Regions from separate parts of the Mus musculus genome. Here region 2 is linked to region 1. The links are chromatin loops, found by intact Hi-C in ENCODE. Cell type or tissue: left cerebral cortex. All regions are shown on one strand.

Evidence for each region. Peaks named below come from ENCODE experiments on the same cell type or tissue, not always from the same donor. Only the 100,000 strongest peaks of a DNase experiment are listed, where the experiment ranks them.
Region 2: it touches region 1 in a loop (10-fold over the local background); 20 of 42 quality-filtered maps call a loop at or near these places.

The regions. Positions count from the first base shown.
Region 1 is chr5:45,472,944-45,475,443 of GRCm38, reverse strand. No RefSeq gene overlaps it. Among named protein-coding and RNA genes, the nearest start is that of Lap3, 19 kb to the left of the region's middle. In left cerebral cortex, a CTCF peak has its summit at 1,048 (motif pointing left); DNase peaks (open chromatin) are centred at 1,043 and 2,358; H3K27ac peaks cover 947 bases.
Region 2 is chr5:45,533,967-45,536,466 of GRCm38, reverse strand. Fam184b (family with sequence similarity 184, member B) reads left to right here. Exons shown (of 16, transcript NM_021416.3): 13 at 2,197-2,314. Among named protein-coding and RNA genes, the nearest start is that of Med28, 15 kb to the right of the region's middle. In left cerebral cortex, CTCF peaks have their summits at 1,447 (motif pointing left) and 1,984; DNase peaks (open chromatin) are centred at 1,471 and 1,962.

The DNA of each region.
Region 1 (2,500 bases):
TGCATTTCTTTGCTGTTTTCCTCCTTTGCCCATTTCTTCCCCCCCTCCCACCGTGTGCATGTCTGTCTGTCTGTCTGCCTCTGTCTCTCTCCGTGTGTGTGTGTGTGTGTGTGTGTGTGTGTGTGTGCATGCAGTATTTTGAATACAGTCAAATGTTCAGAGACCAGTGCCTTCCTCTTTCAACCCCTTCCCTTCCCTTCCCTTCCCTTCCCTCCCCTCCCCTCCCCTCCCCTCCCCTCCCCTCCCCTCCCTCTCCCCTCCCCTCTCCCTCCCCTCCCCTCCCCTCCCCTCCCCTTCCCTTCCCTTCCCGAGACAGGATCTCTCAATGAACTATAGTTAATTTTCAAAAGCATTTTTCTGGGACTGGATGTAGCTTAGTGGTGGTTCAGAATTTGGCCAACATGAACAGGGCCTAGTGTTTGGGTCTTATAAACAAAATACTCCTGATAGATAATTCTGAACTTTAACCAGGGCACTTTGAACTTTGCTACTGGAATAAGTTCTTGTGCTTCCGTATTGATTTCCTTACTCTCCCCAAATGATGAAACATATTGACGCATCATAGTAGTTTAGGAAACCGAGAATTTAAGAAAATAAATAAAAATGCAAGCAGTGCTTTAATCTATATTTTTTTCTTTTAATTTTGCATTTTATCAGTTTTGTATTATTAGAATGACAGGAACTCCCCCAAAAGGTGGGCATTTATAGGCAAAATATTGAGCCCTGTCATTTGTCATTATGCCTGATGGATTGTCATTTTAGGTCCCTCTGTTGCTGCAGAAGATCAGAAAGACTTTTGTTACGTACTGATGACGAATAAGATGTCAGATCTCTACAGTCCTTTTTCTGATCCCATGGTCCTGCAACACCCTGAGAAATGACCCCCTACTATACATAGAAATAGTGAATAAAGTGTGAAAATGGTTTTTCTTATTCAGTTGAGACTGGAAAGTGGAAGTTAGCATGTTAGAAATATGATTCAATGTCAACCATCCTGCAACCGAGGAACCAAGGATAATAAATTGATAGGCGATAGTTTGCTTCCCCCTAGTGGTGAAGATGGCTCTGGTACTTGAGTTCCACATGTGTTTAGGACTTGAATTTCTTATGAATTGTTTTGAATTAGTGATATATATTTGTGATGCTGTATCATAGTGCCAAAACCATTTTGCAGCTACTTAACAACCGAATCAATAGTATCTGCGGCAGTCAAAGGTCGTCGTGACCCATCTAATTTCTTTCTGACTCACCATCTCAACTCATGAAACAAATTAATTCTGATTTGCTGCAAAGTAACCTTAAAGAAAGATATGCATGTGATTGTGTTACTTACTGTCCTAGTAGGTAGCTTTGATTGTTACCCTGATGTGCAGTTACCCGAGAAGAGAACTGAACTCAGAACTCTCCTTCCCTACCCTTTTCCTTCCCCAATCAAGCTGGTGTCAGGCATTACTTAGGGGAGGTTTGTTATGCTCTGTCCAGCTGATCAAATTCCAAGGGGTGGCCGTGTTTTCTCATGTTTAGCCAGTTTCAACTTCACTGCAATAACTGTGCCCATCCTTTCTAACTTTAAAAATAAAATCAGCCAAGCATTTTTTCATACCGGCAATTTCTCTGGAAACTCTCTCTCTTGCCCTGGCACATGGTTAGTGCTAATTATTTCATTTTTAAACCTACCACTGGTGGAGCAAGGCTGTGCCAGGGTGGGGTTGGTCCAGTGCCCAACCTTTTGCTATGAGCCAATGAATTATTTGTGCTTCTGCCTCCAAACAATGTCATATTCATCTTTGTATCCTCAGGACCCAGCAGCACTCAAGGGATAGTGTAGTGCTCCCAAGATATGGAGAATAAATCTAAAATAGTTGGATTTAGGAGAGAACAGAATAGGTTCAACACAACACACACCTGATGGTATTACATTAAGACCGTCTTGCTAAAGGACAGGGAGAATAGGGTACAGGGTTCAAGGTTTGGCTGTAGCAAGAGCAGATCAAGCTAATGGTCTGCAAACAAGCTAATTGGCATACAGACTACATTGTTGCAGTCTCTCTGCTTCTAATTATATTCAAAATGTTCCCCCAGCAAGAAGTAAAAAAAACGAACTCACATCTGTTTGAGATCCCCAGGCGCAAGAAGGAGCGGATGGAGTGATAATGAGCCAGGATGTCACTTCTGCTGGGGGAAAGCTTGTTTACTTTGCATTTTGTCACATGAACCCTTTGTGAGGAACAATGACTATGATACCTACCTCTTCTGGGGGAGAAGCCAAGATGAGGGTGCTGACTGCCTTGTCAGCCCTTGCAATGGGTCTCAGTTCCCAAGGGATAAACCCCCATTCAGCTGTGAGAAGTAACAATCAGATCATAAACGGGGCATGGTCATGAGTCACGCTTTGGCTCAGATTCTGTAAACCGATTCCTCTTTAGCAATGGCCAGAACAAGAGATCACAGGAACTGATGGCATTGCCTGATGTGAGACGCCTGGAAATTTCCACTACAG
Region 2 (2,500 bases), 61 kb before region 1:
GCATGATCTGTTGGCATCTCCTGCTGGGCAGGCAGCCTACCCTTAAGAGTAGTTTATTTCCCAGTGAGACTCCCTTGGAGATAACTAAATTTTCATTTGCAAGTGGTTATCAGTTGGAGATATCTTCTGGGTCAGAAACTGTGGCCTCCTTTCAGCTTTAGGACACAGTCTGGTACTGTGAGTCGGGCAGGCCCTGTCTGCCTCTGTCTCTGTGTGATCAAGTATGCATCGATCCTGTAGATAGAGAGGACCTTGTTTCCCTGGTGTCCTCTATCCACTCTAGCTCTTATATAATCTTCCAGCCTTCTCTTCTGCAGGTTTCCCTGAGTCTACAGGGGACTTGATGGAGATGTTCCATTTAGGGCTGAGTGTTCAAAGGTCTGTCACTCTCTGCAGAATATCTGTACTTATTTCTATATGCTATAGGAAATAGGAAGCTTCGCTGATGATGGTTGAACAAGGCACTGATTTATGAGTATAGTAAAAATGTCATATGGAGTCATTTTACTGATACCTTGTGCTCTGGGGCTATCTAGTCTTAGTTTTGGCCATCCAAGCAGTATAGGTTATGGGTTCCATCTCATGGCGTGGGAGTGAGCCGTAAGCCAAATCATGTATTAGTTGGTTACTCCCACAAGCTTCATACCACCACTGAGCTCTTGTGTCTTATGGTCAGGGCACCACTGTAGATCAGAGAGTTTATGACTGGGTGTGGTGCTTGTTTCTCTTTTGGTAGCATGCAGAATACCAGAGACACTAGCATGTAGGGTGAAGGCTGCATGTAGGCACCAGCTCAACATCTCCGTGTTCAGTGAGTTGTGTCGATGTTGTCTTCAGCAGCGGGGCTTTGCTATCCGTTTGTAGAGAGCATCTATAGCTGTCTCATATTCTCTGCACTTCAACTGGTTGTGGGTCTCTGTGTTAGTTGCTATTTACTGCAAGTAGAATCTTCTCTAGTGTGAATTGAGAGATGCATTGATCTATAACGATTTATTTTCATTTATGTGTATGTTGGTAAAGGGCCAGAAGCAGCTTTCTTGTGGTTGCTGGGTAATAGTGAAACTAAGAAAAGGGATGATTGACAGGGAGACCAGTTAGGAGATGACATCGAGATCCATGCCGAAAGGTAAAACCTCTTCCCCGTGGTTATATAGTAGAAAGTGAATTTAAGAGAAATGCTCTTAAAAACCAGTCTTGACCTCAAACAGTTGTAATGTGTTGTGCCCAGAACCACAGGCATATAGTTCATAAGAAGGAGATGAGACATGAGGATCACAAGCCAGAAAGGGCTGTCAGATGAGTTCATGGGCAGAGCAGTGAAATTCTATCTCAGGATAAAAAGTTTTAAAAAACAACAAAACAAAACCCTATGGATATTAGCTCAGTGGTATGGTAGAGTTTATTCCCTAGCACTGACAGAAAGACTGCAGAGAAATGTGTCAGGCAAGCGCCACCCAGTGGGCACTTGCCACGCGCCTCTCAGTCTTGTGCCAGTCAACCCTTACCTCCTTGATTCCACAACCAACCACTTTATAAAGTGCTCACTTTACAAAGAAAGGAACTGCTGGGAGTGGTGGCACGTCGTGGCACATGGCGGCAGAAGCAGGTGGATTTCTGTGAGTTCTAGGTTAGGCTGGTCTATACGATAAGGCCAGCCTGAGCTACATAGTGAGGCTCTGTCTCACCTGCACCACCACTCTCCTCCCCCGCCCTTCCCCGCCCCCCCCCCCCCCCCAATAACAAACTTTGGCTCCAGGAGACGTGGTGTGATCAATAAGGCAAATAACTAAAGCGCAGCAGAGCCAGGATTAGAAGAGAAGTGGAGGTAGAGTTTTCTCATCTCAAAGTCCTCACTTGCCATCAATCAATAGCCATAGCCCCTCCCACAATCGCCACCCTGTCTTTCACAGCGGCTCCTGAAAGACAAACTCATGCTGTACTCTATGCCCCCGCCAGATGGGGCAAGAACCGCATGGGCATCAGGGGATCCTGAGGGTCCAGGGTCGGGTAGGGCTCTTGTTACAGAGCCATGCCTTGTCCCGGAAGCTAGGCTGCATGCAGAATCTATGTGCACACTCCTGAGAGAACTGATGGGAGCCAGACCAGGAGTAGGGGCTTGGGTGGCCATCCTAAACACACAGTCTCCCACCTGCCTATTGAGAAACCTCTGTAGGACTGACTGCATTCTTTAAACAGGCTAAAAGAGTCTGGAGAGAAGGCAGGGAAAGGAACTTCGCGGCCTGAGGATCTGCAGCTCATAGGCCGCCTGCAGACACGGCTGAAGGAGAGAGAAGACATCATCCGGCAGCTAACGGTGAGGCCTTGGCTCACAGTCAGGGTGTTGGCTTTGAACCTGACATTTCTATAGCTACCTAAACATTGTCTGTCGATCTTTCATTATTTCCTCCTATTACTAAGAAGTACTCATACCAAAGACACTGGCAAAGAAAAAAAAAAAAAAAAAAGCCATCCTATTCCCAAGTTTAACAGCACTTGTTTG